6 separate regions of the Homo sapiens genome follow, and regions 2, 3, 4, 5 and 6 are each linked to region 1. A link is a contact called in ENCODE Hi-C or POLR2A ChIA-PET data. All regions are on one chromosome and are shown on one strand. Each heading gives the region's core, a stretch centred on a gene start or an enhancer-like site at or near the end of the contact. The rest is flanking DNA. Distances are from core to core; before and after follow the strand shown. Region 1 holds the start of SRSF3 (serine and arginine rich splicing factor 3). Region 2 holds the start of FKBP5 (FKBP prolyl isomerase 5). Region 3 overlaps TMEM217B (transmembrane protein 217B). Region 4 holds the start of TBC1D22B (TBC1 domain family member 22B). Region 5 holds the start of CMTR1 (cap methyltransferase 1). Region 6 holds the start of MAPK14 (mitogen-activated protein kinase 14).

What was found. A loop is a pair of places that touch in the nucleus more often than their neighbours do. ChIA-PET counts read pairs that join two places held with the same protein, here RNA polymerase II (POLR2A). Pooled maps may share reads with other maps.
Region 2: a loop to region 1 is called in a map of CD8-positive, alpha-beta T cell, with 3 times the contacts of the local background. The contact joins the promoter of FKBP5 here to the promoter of SRSF3 in region 1. A Hi-C loop is called at or near these places in 1 of 168 maps with a recorded cell type or tissue (CD8-positive, alpha-beta T cell) and 5 of 50 pooled maps. POLR2A ChIA-PET finds 5 or more read pairs at or near these places in 1 of 52 experiments (GM12878).
Region 3: a pooled map shows a loop between it and region 1 (3-fold over the local background). The contact joins the enhancer-like site here to the promoter of SRSF3 in region 1. A Hi-C loop is called at or near these places in 1 of 50 pooled maps. POLR2A ChIA-PET finds 5 or more read pairs at or near these places in 5 of 52 experiments (BJ, SK-N-SH, activated T-cell and 1 more).
Region 4: a loop to region 1 is called in a pooled map, with 8 times the contacts of the local background. The contact joins the promoter of TBC1D22B here to the promoter of SRSF3 in region 1. A Hi-C loop is called at or near these places in 6 of 50 pooled maps. POLR2A ChIA-PET finds 5 or more read pairs at or near these places in 5 of 52 experiments (AG04450, K562, activated CD4-positive, alpha-beta T cell and 2 more).
Region 5: a loop to region 1 is called in a pooled map, with 10 times the contacts of the local background. The contact joins the promoter of CMTR1 here to the promoter of SRSF3 in region 1. A Hi-C loop is called at or near these places in 2 of 37 single-sample maps with no recorded cell type and 13 of 50 pooled maps. POLR2A ChIA-PET finds 5 or more read pairs at or near these places in 2 of 52 experiments (H1 and activated T-cell).
Region 6: a loop to region 1 is called in a map of B cell, with 11 times the contacts of the local background. The contact joins the promoter of MAPK14 here to the promoter of SRSF3 in region 1. A Hi-C loop is called at or near these places in 4 of 168 maps with a recorded cell type or tissue (B cell, CD8-positive, alpha-beta T cell, dorsolateral prefrontal cortex and 1 more), 5 of 37 single-sample maps with no recorded cell type and 17 of 50 pooled maps. POLR2A ChIA-PET finds 5 or more read pairs at or near these places in 5 of 52 experiments (MCF 10A, OCI-LY7, PC-9 and 2 more).

What each region holds. Positions count from the first base shown.
Region 1 is chr6:36,592,700-36,595,999 of GRCh38, reverse strand. It overlaps SRSF3 (serine and arginine rich splicing factor 3), which reads right to left and starts at 1,638. Exons shown (of 6, transcript NM_003017.5): 1 at 1,519-1,638. RefSeq lists enhancers at 1,351-1,580, 1,181-1,862, 1,971-2,130.
Region 2 is chr6:35,687,106-35,690,325 of GRCh38, reverse strand. It overlaps FKBP5 (FKBP prolyl isomerase 5), which reads left to right and starts at 1,411. Exons shown (of 11, transcript NM_004117.4): 1 at 1,411-1,522. RefSeq lists a silencer at 1,182-2,031 and enhancers at 2,292-2,381, 2,402-2,471.
Region 3 is chr6:37,220,486-37,223,900 of GRCh38, reverse strand. The region is part of intron 1 of TMEM217B (transmembrane protein 217B); the gene reads left to right. All of the region lies in intron 1 of TMEM217 (transmembrane protein 217), which reads left to right. Among named protein-coding and RNA genes, the nearest start is that of TBC1D22B, 36 kb to the left of the region's middle. RefSeq lists silencers at 986-1,035, 1,406-1,665 and an enhancer at 1,866-2,005. Within about 2 kb of position 1,285, at least 22 of the 41 ENCODE cell types and tissues checked have a DNase peak (open chromatin) inside an H3K27ac peak, as active enhancers do.
Region 4 is chr6:37,256,307-37,259,845 of GRCh38, reverse strand. It overlaps TBC1D22B (TBC1 domain family member 22B), which reads right to left and starts at 2,074. Exons shown (of 13, transcript NM_017772.4): 1 at 1,873-2,074. The coding sequence starts at 1,928. TMEM217B (transmembrane protein 217B) reads left to right here and starts at 1,702. Exons shown (of 2, transcript NM_001395378.1): 1 at 1,702-2,278. It overlaps TMEM217 (transmembrane protein 217), which reads left to right and starts at 1,702. Exons shown (of 3, transcript NM_001286401.2): 1 at 1,702-2,278. RefSeq lists enhancers at 1,072-1,707, 1,794-1,853, 1,954-2,013 and a silencer at 2,114-2,243.
Region 5 is chr6:37,431,229-37,434,557 of GRCh38, reverse strand. CMTR1 (cap methyltransferase 1) reads right to left here and starts at 1,337. Exons shown (of 24, transcript NM_015050.3): 1 at 1,181-1,337. It overlaps LOC107986531 (a long non-coding RNA gene), which reads left to right and starts at 1,335. Exons shown (of 2, transcript NR_171666.1): 1 at 1,335-1,507; 2 at 1,623-2,330. RefSeq lists a silencer at 992-1,181 and enhancers at 1,182-1,461, 1,154-1,655.
Region 6 is chr6:36,026,353-36,029,443 of GRCh38, reverse strand. MAPK14 (mitogen-activated protein kinase 14) reads right to left here and starts at 1,636. Exons shown (of 12, transcript NM_139012.3): 1 at 1,171-1,636. The coding sequence starts at 1,286. RefSeq lists a silencer at 1,296-1,395 and an enhancer at 1,586-2,025.

The sequences.
Region 1 (3,300 bases), core at 389-2,888:
TGAGCCGAGATCGCGCCACTGCACTCCAGCCTCGGCGACAGAGCGAGATTCCATCGCCAAAAAAAAACCACAAATAAATAAATAAATAAATGCCTATTTTGGTCATTTGGAACTATAGGAACAAGGCTAGTATCAAATGTCATTAGATAGACCAGAGTCTTACGCGGTAAAAATTTATCAAGCAACGAGACCAACTTTACAGTTTTTTAAAAAATGTAAACTCATAGTAGCACTTATTCACAGTAGCCCAAAGATGTTAACCCAAATGTCCATCAACAGAAACGGATAAGCAAAATGTGGTATAGACATAAAATGAGTATTATTCAGAATGATGTACTGACAAATCCTCCAACGTTGGAAAATCTTGAAAACATTACGCTAAGTTAAAGAAGCCAGACATAAAAGTACACGATTCCATAAATACTAAATATCTAAAATAGCTAAGTTCAGAGAGACAGGAAGATTAGTGGTTGCTAGGGACTAGAGGAAGGGGGACAGGGAATCTGGGAGTAAGTGCTCAATGGGTAGTAGTCTCCTGCGGGGGGAGGTGACGGAAATGTTTTGGAACTACGTGTAAGTGATGATTACACAACACTGAATATACTAAATACCACTTAAAGATAATTTCACTTTAATAAAAAATTACAAAGAGATATTTGCTACTAAAAAATTTACTGCACTTTGGGGACTTATTTTTTTGTTCTTCCTTGGCGGACTTGTATTTGATAAAGCTTTATTACTGAGTCACTTCGACGATGAATCTGATAAACTTGTAGACCAGTTTCAATTACATAAAAACCATCTACTCAATAATTCAGCTGAAGTGCTTTCCATAAACACCACGTTCTTCTTACTCTGGGCTTGTCTAATTAAAATATCCAGTCCAGACACATCCTATTTGCCGTGACCACACCCTGTGCCCAGGAGTAAGTTCTAAGACCAAACCACTGGTGAAAATTTTTAAAAACACTGCTGGCACCTGTCTTAAGCCTCCATTTTAATGGGAAGCGATGAAAGAACGAATCTTAAGTTCAAGGAAGATCTTTCGGTCTTAGAAAAAGGTGATTAGATTCAGGCTGCAAAATCTGAAACTACATGAAAGTAAGGTGACTACGGGGGCCATTTAATATGAACTGAAAGGTCCGGTCTTGGTTAGTGACTTTACAAAAACATTCTGAGAAGCTTCCCAATTAAATGAGGGGCCAAAAAAAAAAAAGGCGCCATAAAAATAAAAAGGCCGTGACCTGGAATACAACTCGGCTATCGGCTCCCCTTTGTGGTTCCCAACTCCCAGGTAACCCCCATCCTGGCTCATGCCCCAATGAGGAATATAAAGACTTCCACTCCAAGACTAGGAAACCCTCCGATGGGCCGGGAGCCCCCGCCACCGCCCCGTGCTGAACGTCACAAAATGGCGGCGGCGCCTCTTTGTCTCAATCTGGCGCCGCCATTGGGCCTGGCTCCTTGGTACTGTTAAATTCCATTTCCACCTCATTCCCTCTTTCGCTGGTCTCTTACCGAGATCTAGGGTTAAAAAATGCGGCGGCTCAAATCCACACGCTCCGATGAGTCTTCCCGCTTTCCTCCGGCCCAACACCAACCAACTCTCTCACTCACCCGGCGTCCACGAAATGGCGGACCACCGCCTTCTCCTCGCCTTTATTTATACGCCATACTGGAATCACATGATTGGACGGGCTCCCCCAATGAGAAGCAGAAGAGGCCGTGACGTATGGCTACAAACGCAGCGAGAGCCGCGGTTGCTGGGAGCGCGCTCTGGCGGTTGCGCCGGGTGGGTGGAGACGTGCGTCGGCGCGCGCTCGTTGTAACAGGCCTGGTGCTCCCTCGAGCGTTCCTCCCGGTCTGTCGACCTCCAGGTTACCCACAGACTCCTCTTCCTCACCTCCAAATAGGCTAGGGCTTCATAAACAGCACCGTCGCCGTCACGCTCAAACACTAATAGGAGCCGTTGGCCCCTAACAAGATTAAGAGATGAATTAATTAAGTGCTTCACCCTTGTGAGCGGTTAGTCTGGAACTAAGAGCATCGCGTTTACAAACAGGTCACGGAGCTGTTTGTGACCCAGCTGGCACCAGACTGTGGCCGCCTAGATTCCACACTGAAGGAAAAGCCTGGTTTGGAAAGTTTGCCCAACTCTTGCTGGTTTCTCGTCTCTCAAGCAAACTTGCAGGACTTGGCGCCGACAGCAAAGGAGACCGGTCAGGTGACCTGGAAACTATCACCTTTAGCAAACACCCGGAAAGGGAAGTTTCTGAAGAAGATTGAATGTAAATTCTGGCCCCCAAGCAAATGCCAGGAGGGGTATCTCGAGCCTTTCTCCTAGCAGCCGTTGCACTGCCTGGCATGTATTTTGTCCGGGCCACTTCCCTTACGAAGACAGAGCCGCAAGAGTAATTAAGGGGAGAGAGACTGTGATTGGGTTAGAAAAATCACCAAGGGCCGGGCGCGGTGGCTCATGCCTGTAATCCCAGCACTTTGGGAGGCCGAGGCAGGCGGATCACTTGAGGTCAGGAGTTCAAGACCAGCCTGGCCAACATGGTGAAATCCCGTCTCTATTAAAAATACAAATGGCCGGGCATGGTGGCAGGCGCCTGTAATCCCAGCTACTTGGGAGGCTGAGAGCAGGAGAATCGCTTGAACCCAGGAGGCGGAGGTTGCCGTGAGCTGAGATCCTACCACTGCACAAAAAAAAAAAGAGAGAAAAAGAACCTGTCTTTTTATTTATTCCCTCTTAGCTGAAAGATATGCCAATTATTATGTTTTTTTTTTTCTTTTTTCTTTTTTTTTTTTTCTTGAGATGGAGTCTCGTTCTGTTGCCCAGGCTGGAGTGCAATGGCGCGACCTCGGCTCACTGCAAACTCCGCCTCCCGGGTTCAAGCGATTCGCCTACCTCAGCTTCCCGAGTAGCTGGGATTACAGGCACCTGCCACCACACCCGGCTAATTTTTGTATTTTTAATAGAGACGGGGTTTCACCATGCTGGTCAGGCTGGTCTCGAACTCGCCACCTCAGGCGATTCTCCCGCCTCGGCCTCCCAAAGTGCTGGTATTACAGGCGTGAGCCACAGCACCCGGCCAGCCAATTAATATGTTTTAACTTTCCCAGGTATTTTTCTTTTGAAGCCTTACCTCTTATTGTGGTTCTAAAAGGTTTATCTGTAGTGGAGGAAAAAAATACAGATTTATTACATCTCAGCCTAGTTTCCTCACCTGTAAAAGGGGAGAAGGGGATCCTAGCAAACCTTTTCTTATTTCTCTCTCGTCTAGATTTTTTTTTCTG
Region 2 (3,220 bases), core at 162-2,661, 910 kb after region 1:
ATTTTTTAAAATTATTTTTAGTAGAGACGGGGTTTCTCCATGTTGGTCAGGCTCGTCTCGAACTCCCGACCTCAGGTGATCCGCCCATCTCGGCCTCCCAAAGTGCTGGGATTACAGGCGTAAGCCACCGCGCCCGGCGCCCAGGCATCATCTCTTGAAGGCAGCATGGCGATTTCTGGACGAGGCTCTTCATAAATGTTTGAATGCAGTATAGTGCAAAGAGAGCAGGTTTGGAGCCAGGAGACATGAGTTCTAATCTGGCTATGGGATATTAGGTTTCCATAGGTAACTATTAGGTCCCACGTGTAACTAGCTATGGGACATCAGGTTTCTGTTTCCTTAAAAATGAGAGAGTTGATTAGAGATTCCCTAAGGCCCAGGTGCAGCTCCTGCATCTCTATGGGAGTAACTCAGAGGTAGCCATCTGGTTGGCAGTCTACCTTTCGGAGTTGGCGGAAGAACTCAGCCGTTTTGTTTTTGTTTTTGTTTTGAGATGGAGTCTTGCTCTGTCACCAGGCTGGAGTGCAGTGGCGTGATCTCGACTCACTACAACCTCTGCCTCCCAGGTTCAAGCGATTCTCCTACCTCAGCCTCCCGAGTAGCTGGGACGGCGCGCGCCACCAAGCCCAGCTAATTTTTGTATTTTTAGTAGAGACGGGGTTTCACCATGTTGGCTAGGATGGTCTCGATCTCTTGACCTCGTGGTCCGCCCACCTCGGCCTTCCAAAGTGCTGGGATTACAGGCGTGAGCCACCCCACCTGGCCGAACTCAGCCGTAAGGCCTCTTCCTGTTTTAATCTCCTGGGATCTCCTGCTTGAAAGGTAGCAAGCCAAGAGAAAGTATGGTCTTTACAGTCACTGGGTGTCCAGAGGGAGGTGATATCTGCTAAATTGGTTCTCGAGGTGGGATTTCCCCAGTCCCGACTGGGCATCTTAGACTTAATGGGGTTGCTTCCTAGGGCTAACCTGGCCAGCTGACCTAACAAACAGCCTGGCCTGCCCCTCTCCGGCCTCTAGGTAGGCCCTGTGGACAGATAGGAGGGGCAGTGCCTTCAGAGAGACGATACAGATGGGAAGTCAACTAGCTTGCTTAGGCATTAATTTCTCGGGAGGTAAGAGATGTGAGGGGGTGTCAGTTTCCACCATCCCTTCTCTATGGCCCCCACAAAGGGCAAGGGCCAGACACGTGGGCTGGCGTGGGGAGGTGGAGGAGCAAATGATGGGGGCGGGGCCTCATTTGCATGGACGGCGCGCGGCCACCAATCCGGACAGGCGGATCGACAGCCCGCGCGCCTTTTGGGGGCGGACTGACAGCCCCGGGGCCCTATGGAAGGCGGGTCCTGCGGCCGGCTGGGGCGGGACGGCGCCGGGCGCTGCCCCGGGGATTCGGGCCGGCTCGCGGGCGCTGCCAGTCTCGGGCGGCGGTGTCCGGCGCGCGGGCGGCCTGCTGGGCGGGCTGAAGGGTTAGCGGAGCACGGGCAAGGCGGAGAGTGACGGAGTCGGCGAGCCCCCGCGGCGACAGGTACCGGCGCCATGGCCACGGAGATGGGGCGGCCGGCCGCGGCGCCCCGGGAGCCGAACGCCCTCCTTCCAGGTCCCGCCGCGGTCGCACTCGCTGCCTCAGCTCCCACCCCCACGCGGCTTCGCAGCCCAGGAGCCGCGTGTCGCGGGGGAGCGGGGTCCGGAAGCCTCGAGGGGAGCGCGCGGGAGGCCTCGGCCCCACTGCGGCGCCCCTCGCCGCGCCCCAGGGGCCGCGGGGCCGGTGCTCCCCGCGGGAGGCGCGGAGACTAGTGACCGCGGGCGCCGCTCTCCGCCCCCGCCGGCCTCTCCCGGCAGAGGCGAGGCGGGTCGCGCCCGCCCGTCCTCACTGGGCTTTTGTTTCCCGCCCGGGATGACAGGTCCCGCTCCGCCTCCGGTCTCTGGCCCCCGGCTCTCCCCGGACAGGCGGCCGGACCCTCAGCCGGCACCGCTGCGGGCGGGAGCCAAACTTCGCTTTCGGGTCCGGGCGCCGGGACAACCGGACCCCAGGGCGAGCCGAGCGCCGGGACGCCGCGGGCGCGGGGCGGATTCGCCCACCTGGCGGGGCTGTGAAGGGGATGGTGGCGGGGTGGCCGCGCTCCGGGTGTGGACGGGCGGTCCCCGCCTTCACCTGCCGCCTCGGGACAAGCGTTGGGGAACCGCATCGCCGCTGTCGGCCGCTTGTGGAGGAGTCCGCGCAGCGCCGTCTAACAGGTGATCCGCGTCACTCCCAGGCCATACCGAAGCGGCTGAACGCTGTGCCAGGGCTCCTTATGCTCTTCTGTTCTGGGACGTGAAAACGTCTTCCGCCTTATTGGTCGTCCAAAAAGGTGCACCGGTCACAGTATAAGAGTCAAAAACCAGTATTACCAAAAAGACACTACGAGCGTCAGGGTGCAGAGTGGCTTTCTTCGATTAACGAACCGGCAGGACCATCGTAGTCTCTAAAATCGGGTTCTGCAGTGGTGGCGAAAGCGTAGTAAGTTTCAAGTTGTAAGCGGAGATGCAGAATTGTAGATACCCTTCAGTGTGGTTCAGGACAGTGTGTTCAGCGTTTGGCCGCCGTTCAGTAAATTCTGCATGAAGCAGTTTGAGCTCGTGGTTTTGGATTTACTTTTCAGGAGTATGTTTTCCAGTGGAATAAGGCTTACTACTGAATGGGAGCTTTCTTTGCCTCTCTGAGTGTAGACAGGAGTGTTTATTTTCATTGTCTTCCCATTTTGTTAGATTGTGGACAAGGGAAAAGTTAAAGCATATTTTGGTTAAGTATTTTTAATAGTCTGGGATTCTATCCACCTCCTCCATAAGGGTTTTTACTTTAGAGAATTATAAAGTAATTCTCTAAAGGGAGCTGCTTCTCTTGGTGTTTGAATCAAAAGCCAAGAATCGACTTGAAAAAAATTCTTATTCTGGTGGGAAATTTTTATTGTCATACTTTCACTTCACCATTTTCTGTTTGTCTCTCCCCCAGCTGACCTCTGCCTGACAGTCTGCAATTATGGCCCTGACCAATTTAGAGATTCTATACAAATGACATTTTTAAAACGAGGGTTATTAATACTCATTATTTGTGAGAAACACTTTATTTAGTTACCCAGTTTTTTTCTTCTAATGTGTCTTGGTTGATATCTGTATTAGGTAAGATTTATACTTCGGAGATTAAGTTTAAGTTAAGAACAAAGTTGCTAATCTTGATTTAATT
Region 3 (3,415 bases), core at 36-2,535, 630 kb before region 1:
GCTGCAGTGAGCTATGATTGCATTACTCCATTCTGGCCTGGGCAACACAGCAAGACTCCATCTCTATAAATAAATATATAAATAAGAAAAATGGGCTAGGTGCAGTGGCTCACGCCTGTAATCCCAGCACTTTGGGAGGCCAAGGTGGCAGATCACCTGAGGTCAGGAGTTTGAGAGCAGCCTGACCAACATGGTGAAACCCCGTCTCTACTAAAAATGCAAAAATTAGCTGGGCATGGTGGCACACGCTTGTAATCCCAGCTACCTGAGAGGCTGAGGCAGGATAATTGCTTGAACCCGGGAGGCAGAGGTTGTGGTGAACTGAGATCACGCCACTGTACTCCAGCCTGGGCGACAGAGCAAGATACTGTCTCAAAAAAAGAAAAATATTTGAGTTGAGTATAGAATCCTAGGTTGGCAGGGGTTTCTATTTGTTTGTTTTGCTTTGTGTAGCACAATTAAAATATTATTCCATGGGATTTTTGTTTCCTATAGAAGTCTATAACTGTTGGTCTTTTAAATAAAAAGCCCATTGGCTGCTTTTGAGATTTTCTTTTTGTGTGTGGTGTTCCATAGTTTGAGTACCATATGTTTTGTGTAGATTTTCTTTCATTTATCCTTCTAGCAATCAGTTAGGTTTCTTGAATCTGTGCATTGGTGTTTTTTTTTCAGTTGTGCAAATCCTCAGCTATTTTCTCTGTAAATATGCTACCCCCATTTTGTCTCATCTCTCTTTCTCTATCAGAACATCTTATTATGTCTTTCATGTCTCTTAACTTCTCCTTCATATTTTCCATCTTTTTGTCTCCCTGTGCTACATTCTGGATAATTTCTGCTGATTTATCTTGTTTCCTGGTTAACTAATTATTCCTTAATCTGTGTCCAACCTGCTACCATTTATGTCCACTGAATTTTTAATTTCAGATACTGAGTTTTTCATCTCTAGAAATTCTATTTGGGTTCTTTTTCAAATCAGCTAGTAATGGCAGTGGCTGCTACCATCACTCCGGCTGTCACTCCAGCTGCAGCAGGGAGGCGCGGCTAGGGTTACACACTCCATGGAGCCGGTGGAAGCCCGGCCCCTTCTGAGTTAAGTCGGGAACTCACCGGGTGCTACTGCAGCCGCCCAAACCAAAGCCGTAGACCCCACCTCCGGCTCTACGGAGCAGGCAGAAGTCCCGCCCTCTTGGGCGGGCTGCAGCTGCCCAAACTGTGGCTGTGCATCGAAGCCTCCCTGTGCTCTTGGAGGAGGGCCGGGAATAGGCAGGATCTGCCCTCCCAGGTGCAGCTGCAGCTGCCAGGACCCACGGCTGCAGACCTGGGCCTCCCACTTCACTGAGCAGGCAGGAGCCAGGGACAAGTAGGAGACCCGCCCCTTTCGAGTTAGCGGGGCGGGACCTCCTAGGTGCAGGACCCGGGCGTCTCTGCAGCCTGCACCCTCGGGGACCCCAGGAGGCCCCCTTCCCCGGCTTCCTGCCGTCCCTGCAGGCTCCCGGATGTCTGCTCCCGCTGCCTGGCCTCTCTCCAATCCCGGCACCAGTTCAAATCTCGGAGCCGGGTTGGGGTCGAGCCCTGGGGGGGCCATGGATGGCAGCGGGAGGCGTATCGATTCCCGGGTGGAAGGGGGCGGGTCCTCAGTAAGGCCCCACCCTCAGGCCAGGGAGAGCCTGAAGGCTGGGGCCAGGCCGCCAGTCCTGCAGACCTAAGTGGTGCCTCTTCCAGCCTGCCCATGGCCCCCGATGTACCAATCTGCGTGCACTTCCTCCCTTCTGAGGTCCATAAAAGACCTGGGCTTAGCCAGAGCAGGGCAGAGGATGGCTAGAGGACGAAGAGAGCAGAGAGATGATAGGACGACCAGCTGCAGAGAGGAGCTATCCTCTCTGCTGATAGCAGGAGACAATGGGAGGACCAGCTACAGAGAGGAACTACCCTCTCTTCTGAGAGCCTCAGAGACCTGCAGAGACGTCAGGACTATCAGCTGCATAGAGGAGCAACCCTCTCCAGGGCCTTCTCCCTGCTGAGAACAGCAGATATTAGCATGACTTGCCTACAGAGCGGAGCTACCCACTGCGAGTCTCCTTTTAGCTGATCTAACACTTAAAGCTCATCTTCATCTTGTTTACCCTTCACTTGTCTGTGTACCTCATTCATCTTGGACACAGAACAAGAACTCAGGCAAAGGTGCCGCTGGCCACAGAGGTTTCTGGCCAGAAAATTGACACCCCAGAGATCCTGTAACACTAGGTCATTTTCTATGGTTTCCTGTTTCTTCATATATTTTCAGTTTATCTTTTATTTATTTTAATGCAGTAATCAAAGAAAATTCTGACACATTCTATAACATAGATGAACCTTGAGGACATTATGTTAACAGAAATAAGCCAGTCACAAATGCTATAAGATTCTACTTACATGGCCAGGTGGGGTGGCTCACCCCTGTAATCCCAGCACTTTGGGAGGCCGAGGTGGGAGGATCACCTGAGGTCAGGAGTTTGAGACCAGCCTGACCAACATGGCGAAACCCCGTCTCTACTAAAAATACAAAAATTAGCCAGGTGTGGTGGTGCACTCCTGTAGTCCCAGCTACTTGGGAGGCTGAGGCACGAGAATCGCTTGAACCCAGGAGATGGAGGTTACAGTGAGCTGAGATTGCACCACTGCATTCCAGCCTGGGCGACAGAGCGAGACTCCGTCTCAAAAAAAAAAAAAAGACTCCACTTACATGACATGTCCAGAGTAGTCAAATTAATAGAAACAGAAAGTAGAATGATAGTTTCCAGGAGCTGGGGCAGGGGGAAATGGGAATTCGTTGCTTAATGGGTGTACAGTTTCAGTTTTGCAAGATGAAAAAGTTCTAGAGATTGTTTGTACAACAAAATGAATATACTTAACACTACTAAACTGTCTACTTAAAAATGGTTAAGATGTAAAATTTTATCTTGTATATATATTATATATATCTGTGTATTATATATGCATGAATTATACTATAATAAAAGTAAAACAAAAATTTTAAATAATGCAAAAATATAGTAATCATAGTTGTTTGATGATCAGATATTACTGCAGTTCCATTGCTATCTGTTGTTTCAGCTTGTTCTCACAGTGCCTTGTTCCTTATGTGCTTGGTTATTTTTCACTATGTACTTGTCATTGTCCCTGAAAAATTACTGATGAAGATTCTTAGAGGATGAAGACCAGCATAAAAGTACAATCCTCCAGAGAGGATTTGAATTTGCTTCTGCCAGACACTTAGACACACTTTCAGTTTAGGACGACTTTAAACAAGATTTATAACTTAAAGTTAAAAAAAATACTTCATGTAATATGGGCTATAAATCTACAAAAAAAAAAAGGCCAGCTATGATTACAATGTCTCAAGGAGAGTTTTCTCCCCACCTGCTCAGTGTAGTTA
Region 4 (3,539 bases), core at 825-3,324, 660 kb before region 1:
AGTCCCCACAGTAACTCTGAGGAAAGTATTTTTATTTCTCATTTCATAGGTAAGGAAATTGAGGCCTAGAAAGATTATTTGTCTTGGTCACACACACAACAGAGCCCAAATAGTAACCCAAGTCTTTCTGAACTCGAAAGTTCTCTATTTCTCTATATTCTTCAAAATGAAAAAGGAATCCAGAAACTTGAAGAAACTGAAAAGACTTCTCTTCCTATCTCAGAAAAGTAGTGCTTTAAAAAAGTTGACTGTTCTTATAGCCAAATACAGGAAATATAGGAAAAAAAGATTGTTAATAGCAACCAGCAGTCAGAAGGCACAGAAGCCCATGCCACGTCCCACATCTCTTACACTGCTTCCTGATACAACAGTCTTCCTATTGATTATGATTATAATCTTAGGATGTCAAAATTTAATGATCTCACTACGGAAAACCCCAGAGAATAGCAGTTAGCACAACTAGAGAGCTCACTAGACCAGGAAGGAAAAGGAATCAGTTGGCAGGAAGTGTGCTTACCTAAAAACACAGAACATCTTTAACAGTAATATTAACACTGTTGAGTCCACAGCACTTTAATCTGAAGTTATCTTTGCATTCCTTTCTATTACTTTAATAAGTATTACTAAAAGCTGATTTCCACCCTATTCTCCATATGTCTACTAGAATCCTTAATAAAATAAGACTCTTGGTGGGGCATGGTGGCTAACGCCTGTAATCCCAACACTTTGGGAGGCCAAGGCAAGAGGATCACTTGAGGCCAGGAGTCAGAGACCAGCCCTGGCAACACAGTCAGACCTTGTCTCTATTTCATTTAAAAAAAAAAAAAAAATTAAGGCTCTTACCTAGCCACTACTGACCCTCATCTCTCTCTCGCTTAAAAAAAAAAAGTCACGAGTTCAAAAGATTATCCCAGAAGGAAAAAACCTGAATCCATTAGAAAAGGTAGCACAGGGGACACAACCAAACATGAATTTCATCACCAAGTAGACTGTAGCTGGCAGAAATCTTAAATTTACGACTGAAATACACACTCTTCCTTATACTTCTCAGGACTTTGCCCAAAATAAACTGAAACAGTAAACCAACAGTAGATTGATGGATGGATAATTTGCCAAAAGTCTCAACATACACCGAAAAGAGGGTGGGGGTAGTCTTAGGGGGTCTGCTCTCCAGTTAAACAACTGAAGAATGAACGAATTTAGTGCATTTGCACAAGAAGTGCATTACAATGCAGGGGAGGAAGAAGTCACTTGGGGTTGGACAAATCCTTAGAAAATGCCAAAGGAATAACCCTGATTCTGTGGTCGTCTTGTAATAATTCCTAGTGGGAAAGGGCCAACTCAAGATAAAGTAAGGTCAGGGTTGAGAATCGTCCTCACTTTTCCTGCCTAACCCTCTCGGCAGGCGGCCCCAAACTCCCACCGGAATCCTTCGGGTAAGTGCCGACCTCAGGGATCAAGGGAAGGGGCCATCCTCGAGCGACCAACCACCTGTGCGTGGTGGAGACCCCTGAGAGGGAGTCCTAATTAGAGTGGGAAGCAGCTCTGGGGAGGAACTTCCGAGACCAGGGCCGACACTGACTATTCACCCAACTCCACTCCCCTTTACGCCCAATCTTCGGCCACCTTCCCGCTGAGGTCACCCCTCCTGAAACCTCCGCCCCCAGACCCCGGTCTACACCCACATCCAGCCGTCCCCAAAGCTCGCTGTTCGCTTCGCTGCCTGACAGCTGCCCTGCCGCCACCAGGCAGTCCCAGCTTCCCCAAACCAGTCTTCTGGCCTCTGTGGCGCCCCAGGCCCGCGGGATTCAGGGATTAGGATCTGGAAGGGTTTGGTCCAATCCCCTATCCCTCTCAGCGTCCTGGGCTCACCTCCCCGGCAGCTTAGCGCTCCTCTTCCAAAACTGCTTGCTGTTCTCAGCGGCCATTGCTCTGGCCGGGGGAAGTCCTTGTAGGCGGGCCAAGGGTTTGCCCGGCGAGATGCCCCCAGACCCCGCAATCTGAGGGCCAACCCAGGCCGCTTCCCCGCCGCCGGTCACCCGCTCCCAGCTCCTGGGGACGCCATCTTGGATGTGGGCACCCCTCCACCCAGCACCGCTGCCATTGGTGAGCTGCGCAAGCCGTGGACGGGCCGACCAATTGGGAGCCGGAATCCTGCAGGCCGCTGAAGCCGACCGGTAACGTCAGGGGCTGGGCACACAGGTGGACGGGGAAGGCGGAGCTTGGACGAGCCGAGAGGCGGGGCTCAAAGTTCCTACCCGCGAGAGGGAAGAAGCAGGTAAGGTAAGGGACCTATGGGAAGGAAGAGGGGATTATCTTCTTCGTGAGGAATGAAGTTCCTTAGTCTAATATTTCTTGGCAAGAGAGAACATACTATGTATTTATATATAGGAATCTTTCACCTAAAAGTAAGGGCCCATGTGTTGGTTGTGGCCCATTTTTAACATCTCTCAATTCAATGACACTCTGGTTATTACCCTCCTTTCCTCATTCCGTTTACATGTCCATTCGTTTTTCTGAAGGAAGGTCAGCAGGGACCCGATAGCCCGGGATTGCTAACTGTTCAACACGTGAGCAACGGTTCATCAGAGTCTCCCTCTCCCTCTGTTTATTGAAAACGATTGAAGGACTTGTGCTGTGGGTTAAAAATTCAAATGATCTAATCCCTATGTCAATCCATAACTCTCACTTTCTGACTATGCTAACAGTGTATATAGGAAATGGTTTATGATAGCTGTCCAACTCAGATTACCAAATACCATTTCTTTGAAGGACACAGTATTGCTCCATCGTGTGAATCACAAAGTTAAGGATGTATCTCCTCCCGGCCCCACCAACATCCTTAATTTCCCTTGTTAATCTATTATAAATCTTGCACCCTTGAATTTATTTTCAATCTAATTTTCCCAGACAATGAGATTTAGTATTAGCATTTTGAATCCTTTGAATGTCTTGTCAGCGTTTTTTGCTGGTTTTGAGTTTCTGTGGTTGTATTCCGTGGTGATTTGGGGAAAGAGGGAAGGCGGGCACCAGTCCAGAGTGGTTTTTGTCCCTTCGAAGGACTGTTGAGGTGGGCTGCGTGTCCCCCACCCCCACCCCCACCCTCCATTTACAGCTACCACATGTACTTCCACATATTGGAGAATACTTAAAGACCTGACCCCTGGCCCCAGCCAAAGAAGGACCTTCTTTTATATGTCCTCCAACGACGGTTTCTTCATTACTCCCATTTTCAAGCTTCTTTTGTCCCCTAATTTAAGAATTATAGGATTGGATGACAAGGGCTATTTTTACTTCCTCTGAGTCTTTCATGCTATAAAAGCATCTTATCTTCTTTATGGGCATTTAACCCAGAGAAAAAAAGCCCCTCTATTCTTTTAATTATTTTACTTGCCTTTCTCTGGCGCTTCTTTTTCTTAGGATGCAGTGACCAGCACTGCACACTAAGCCCAAAGAGGGATGTACTGAGGCTTTGTTAAGGCTGATGTTTTGTCTTTATTCTGGACAGCCAGACCTTTTGCTGGCTGTTTGGACTTTAG
Region 5 (3,329 bases), core at 88-2,587, 840 kb before region 1:
GAAAAAAATAAGATGGAATGAAGTGATTATGAAACCCTGAAATCTTAACGAATTATCAAGTTAAAGAGCAAGCAAGAGAAGTAGTGAATACAGTGTGGCTTACACACAACTGATTGGCTGTAGAGAACTCAGAAAAGAGGACTCAATACAGGGTGGGCGACAAGCTGGGAAACAATCCTTAGGGAAGGCGAGGTACAGCAAGAAAGTATTGAAACCCAAAAGTGTCACTGATGCTCCCAACCTCGTAAAACCCTGGATCACATGTTTCAGTTCTCTCCAACTCAAGGAAGAGCCAATCAACCCAATGCACAACCGCCACCTTCCTGAGAAAGCAGCCTCTTACTAGATACAGGCAGGGGCTGTCCCAGGGAAGAACCGGAGACACTGAGCAAACAGAAAGCAAGACCAAGCTAAGCCACATTTCACTTTAAGCCGTAGTCTTAAATACCCCCAAAAGGCCCCCAGGGTGAGATAAAGGAAGGCTCATCACAGAGCTTGCTTCTAGCCATTGCAAGCGCTAAAAGCTTTTAATTCTTAAGTGACTCGGGGGGAGACTGGAAGTACAGCAAACTCAAAGCGGACTGTTGAACAGCTGTGTGAAAGGCAGGAGAGGCGGATGCTCCTCCCCAAACCACATCACCTTAGATTTGGGCCTTCCAAATCATCTCATCCAACCCTATCATCTTCCACGGGAAAAGACTGCGGCCACAGAGGTGAAGGCCACACAGCTAACCAGTGCCCTGCTCAAGTGACCCACACATGCCAGCAGAATGCTCTGGCAGGGAACTTCTAAGCGGAAGGCAAGCGGCCTGGTTCTACCTGCTGCTTCCGCACAGAAGGGGTTCAAATCCCCTCTGCAGTCTTCTCTCCCTGGGCCTCGGTTTGGCACTGCCACCCCTAATCACAGAGAGAAGAGATAAGCTCCCATGTCTCCCGGCCAGTCCCTTCATTTGAAGATAACATGAGCGTGTGAATGTGTGCGCAGAGACGTGTGTCAGCGGCAGCTCGGGCTCCAGGGAGCCGGCGTTGGGGGTGGGAGGAGGAGGGAAGACATAAGGGGCCAGAAGGCGAGGAGACCCATAACCGCGGGCGGGGGGCCCAGGCGGCGGTGGAGGGGAGAAGGATGCTGAGCCCGCGCGCCCGCCCGCTTGCTCCCCCCGGGCCGCGCGTCGGCACTCACGCTGAGGGGAGAGAGCGAGCTGCCGGGGAGCGGAGGGGGGGTCAGGCCGACACTGTCGCCGCCGCTGCCAGAGCCGCCGCCTCCTCCCTCAGTTTCGTTTCCCCACAAGCCAGCCCGGGTCCGCCAGCCGCACCGTCGCGCTCGGGTCCAGTACTGCGGGCAGCGCAGCCTGATGACGTCACGGACAGCGCCGCGCCTCGGTCCTCCCCCGGCCGGGTCCCGGCCCCGGGAAAGGCAGCTGAGGTTTGGCCCGCTCCACCTCTCAACCTGGGAGGTCCAGGGGCGCCTGCGCGGAAAAGCCGCCCGGAAAAGGCTGCAAAAGCAAAAGTAACTATCTCCTCCTTTGGCTCTGAGGAAGAGAAACCAATACAAAAATTGTAAGTGCTAGGTGCCCTCACACGACCTCATCTTACTTAATCTTATCATTATCTTCATTTTACAGACTAAGAACAAGTTCAGAGAGGTAGATGGTAAACTGGTTGAGCGAACGCAGTGTTCTTGTTCCCTGCTGTATCCCCAACATCCAGCCTATGGGACATCTCAACAGATTTTGAACGAAGGACGGGAGGACAGAAGGAATGCCGCCTGTAGCATCTTACCATATGGGCACAGTTGGCTCTCCATCTCAAACCTCTCTTCTGATTTTCAGGCCAATATGGCCAAACGTCTGTTGGACATCCTCACTCAGTCACCTCAAACCCCATGAATTCAAATTTCACCTTATGTTCTTCCATCAGCTCACTTTTTTCCTGGTGAAGGGCGCTGCCATCCATCCTGTTGGTCCAGCTAGAAATCTGAGGAATCTCCCTCTTCTTCATACCCCAAAGTTTCTCATACACTTAATTGCGCTTACCTCCTAATTGTCTTTCAAATCCATCCATTCACCCCCATCCCCATTGCCACAATTCATGCACTTACCCCCTCTCGGCAGAATTTCTCCAGTAACTCCAAACTCCCGTGACTGTCTCCAGTTGTGATCCCTCTAATGCGTTCTTCACAAAACCAAAGTGATTTTTATAATTTTCAACACCTGTGAAAAGAAGGGAATTTAAAATTGATTAATTAAACCTGATCCTGTCACAACCCAACAATGATTAAAATCCATCAATGATGTCCCATTGCTCTTAGAATAAAGCTAATGTCCTTAAAATGGCCTCTGAGACCCTCCAGCATGACCCCTTCTTCAGGTATGCCTTGTACTGCTATCCCTTAGTTCTCCCCATGCTGACTCTTCTCAGTTTATCAAATATGCCGTGTCTCCGCCGGGCGCGGTGGCTCACACCTGTAATCCCAGCACGTGGGGAGGCTGAGGCGGATGGATCACCTGAGGTCAGGAGTTCGAGACCAGCCTGGCCAACATGGTGAAATCCCGTCTCTACTGAAGATACAAAAAAAGTAGCTGGGTGTGGTGGTGCGCACCTATAGTCCCAGCTACTCAGTAGGGTAAGTCAGGAAAATCGCTTGAACCTGGGAAGCAGAGGTTGCAGTGAGCAGAGATTGCACCACTGCACTCCAGCCTGGGCGACAGAGCCAGACTCCATCTCAAAAACAGAACACAACAAAACAAAACATGCCATGTCTCTTAAGAGTTCAGCCCCCTGCCTGGATCATGCTTCTCCTCTTTGCTGGGCTAATGTCCATTTATCCCTCAGGAGTCACTTTAGTGTCCCTATCTCGAAATATTTCCTGATGTCACAAATCTAGGTTGGGAGACCCACCTCTGAGCTCCTAAAGCACTCTGTCCTTCCACTATCAAAGCACTTACCACGGTGTTGTATAATGGCCTGTGGACTCATCTGCCTCCCCGACTCAGCTGTAAACTCTGTACAGGAAAGATTGTCTGTCTGTATTAAATTCACAAGATTTAACAGAGGCTGGTGGTCAGTGCTCAATAGATATTTACTGAATCTGTGGAAGTGTGGAATATGAATGAAGGTTGAGTGATATGTTCAAGATTACAGAGCTAGGAAGCAGCAAACAGGTATTTACCTAGTTCTCTATGTTCTAAAGTTTAGTGTCCTTCTTTCCACCTCACTGAGGCTTCTTAGCATGCATTATGACATGAACACTTTTGGTAATCTTGTAGAGCTTATGGACCCATTCTCAAAATAATAATTTGAAGGGTATAAAATAAGGTATAGGAAATGAG
Region 6 (3,091 bases), core at 387-2,886, 570 kb after region 1:
AAAATACAGGGTATAAAACCTTGGAAGTTAAGAGAGCAGTTAGTGAAATATTTCAGGTCTGGAAATTATATGCTATCGACTTAATTTAAAACACACTCACGGTGTAAATTAAAGCTAAAAAGTATCTCTTCCCTTCCTTTTCTATGTGGTTCCATATCCTTACGAAAACCATCGTGTACCTCAGGCCATAAATGCAGATAACTAGATAACTCCCTGCAAGCTCTCTAAGGGACTTTTAAAACACAGTATTCGCAGGAATTATCTCAAAAAATATTTACAATACCTCCCAGCACTGTTAATAACTTTTTGATCTTGAGGGCGCCTTACAGATCTGAATCTTTCTTGCTCCAAATGAGAAAATTGTTTTGTCGAACAATACTTAAATGAGCAGTGGTATGTGACTAATCAGTGAGCCTGCCAGTTTCTCAAGCTGCAGTGTTCTTGCAGGCACTACCACCGCCGCCCCTCCACGGAAAGGAAATACGCTTTCAACCGAATCGGAAACACACCACTCAAGCTGGCACAGTGCTCACCGAGATAAAGTCGGTATTTTAAGCTCTATGGATCGCTGTTAATTCAAGTGCGAATTCAAAAAGAACGCTTTTCAAGATGGGATTTCGACAGAGTTTTGAAAAAAAAAAAAAAAAAAAAAGGCCCGGAGAGAGCTCCCTTCCTGGTCAGTTTTGTTCAGATGACCGCAGTCTTCGGGTTGGGCTGTGCCCTTCTGCTTCTCCCGGCAGTTCCCCGAGCTTGTCTGCTCAGAGGACCCAGGGTCCGGAGCCCCAGCGTGGGCGCATCACGGGAGAGGGTCCTTCTGCTCCAGGTAGGCAGGGAGACCCCCAAGGAAGCGGCCCTTCCCCCGGTGCCTGTTGCCGAGCAGCAACCCTCCGAGAGGGGAAGGCGCAGGGTGCTAGCCAGAACCGAGCTCCAGCACCACCACCTACCTCTCGCAGCGGACCTGAGTGCTGCACACGGTGGACCGCATACCTGCGTGAGTGCAGGGCGAGGGGTGCTGGAGGTGCAGAACGGGCAGAGCTCGAAGGGGCAGCAATGCCCTCCCCCGAGGAAAATTCCTGCCACTTGACGCAACGCTGAGCAGTGGAGCAGGCCTGGCCCTCGGGCGCGAGGGGCCACCCTGCCCACAGCGGCCCCAGGCCCAGCGACACTCACCACACAGAGCCATAGGCGCCAGAGCCCACTGGAGACAGGTTCTGGTAACGCTCGGGCACCTCCCAGATTGTCTTGTTCAGCTCCTGCCGGTAGAACGTGGGCCTCTCCTGAGACATTTTCCAGCGGCAGCCGCCGGGCAAGAAGGTGGCCCTGTGGGGCCCCCGCCTGCACCCGCACCCTCTCCCCGGCCCTTGCTGCCCGCCCAGCCGGGCGGGGACCTTGCGCTGGTCGCCCGCGCAGGTGCGGCTGCCGCGACCCCGCAGACTCCCGCGCGCGCGGCTGCTGTCAGCCGCAGCGGCTGGATGTGCCCCTGCGACTGGGGCAAGCCCCGCTAAGGGCAGGGACGCGCTCCGGCGCTCAAGACTGCGCCCGCCGCGATCTCCCTGCACCTTCGCCCCTACAAGGCCGACTCCGGGCTGCGTCGCAGTACTCCCGTTCCAGCTGCTGCGCCCGCTAAGGCTCCAGTGGTCGCGGTTCCAAGAGCCAGCAAACGGGAGCCTCCCGCAGTACTCTCGCGAGAACAGCTCCCGGGACTCTCCGAGAGCCGAGATTTTACCCAATATGGAACCTCTCCGCGGGCGGGGCTTCGTGAGAGAAGAGGATGGGAGGAGCAGTTCTCGCGAGAAGAGAACAATAACTGGAGACCAAAGGCAGAAACTCCCAGGGACTGTCTCCTTAAGGGCGCGAAGGCGGACCGGGGAAGGAAGAGAGAAGCTGGCAGCACACGCCTCGCGCGCCTCACCGTGGCCGGCGGGGCAAATACCTGGCTCTGTGGTGGAAAACGACACTGACAAATAGCGTGTCGGGGAAAGAGTCAAAAGATCTTTAACTGCGAGTAGTTACCAGCAGCAGAGCACCTGCTCACCTGAACCCCCAAATTCCAAAAAACACTTGCATAAAAAAGAGACAAGTGGCCGGGCGTGGTGGCTCACGCCTGTAATCCCAGCACTTTGGGAGGCCGAGGCGGGCGGATCACCTGAGGTCGGGAGTTCGAGACCAGCCTGACCAACATGGAGAAACCCCGTCTCTACTAAAAATGCAAAATTAACCGGGCGTAGTGGCGCGCACCTGGAGTCTTAGCTATTCGGGAGGCTGAGGCAGGAGAATCGCTTGAACCCGGGAGGCGGAGTTGCGGTGAGCCGAGATCGTGCCATTACACTCCAGCCTGGGCAACAAGAGCGAAACTCCGTCTCAAAAGAAAGAAAGAAAGAAAGAGACAGGTTCCGGCCAGAAGGCTGTTGCATTCCCATCTGCTCAAGGACATATGGGTTACTCTTTGAGATGCTGACGAAATATGTCCCAAAGGCAAATGTTAACCCTGCATCAAAGCTGAGGCTTTCCAGGGGCTGGGCTCAGTGGCTCACACCTGTTATCCCAGCACTTTGGGAGGCCGAGGCGGGTGGATCACGAGGTCAAGCGATAGAGACCATCCTGGCCAACATGGTGAAACCTCGTCTCTACTAAAAAAAATACAAAAATTAGCTGGGCGTGGTGGCACGACCCTGTAGTCCCAGCTTCTCGGGAGGCTGAGGCAGGAGAATTGCATGAATCCAGGAGGCGGAGGTTGCAGTGAGCTAAAATCGCGCCACTGCACTCCAGCCTGGCGTCAGAGGGAGACTCCGTCTCAAAAACAAAAACAAAAACAAAAACAAACCGAAGCTTTACATTAAAACTCTCCCAGTTAAACTTACATGCAGAAAAATCACCCTGGGAGTTTAAGATGCAAGTTCCCAGAACTCACAGGGAGTCTAATTGGGTAGGTCAGAGGAGGTCTTGATCAAGAGCATGCATTTTTATAATACATCTTAGGTGATTCTGATTCAGGAAAGTCTCTGATATCTCCCTTTGAGAAGCATTTAAAAAACCGTTACACTGAAGATTTGAAACTGACTCCTATCCTGAAGAGCCATCAGTGAAGAGG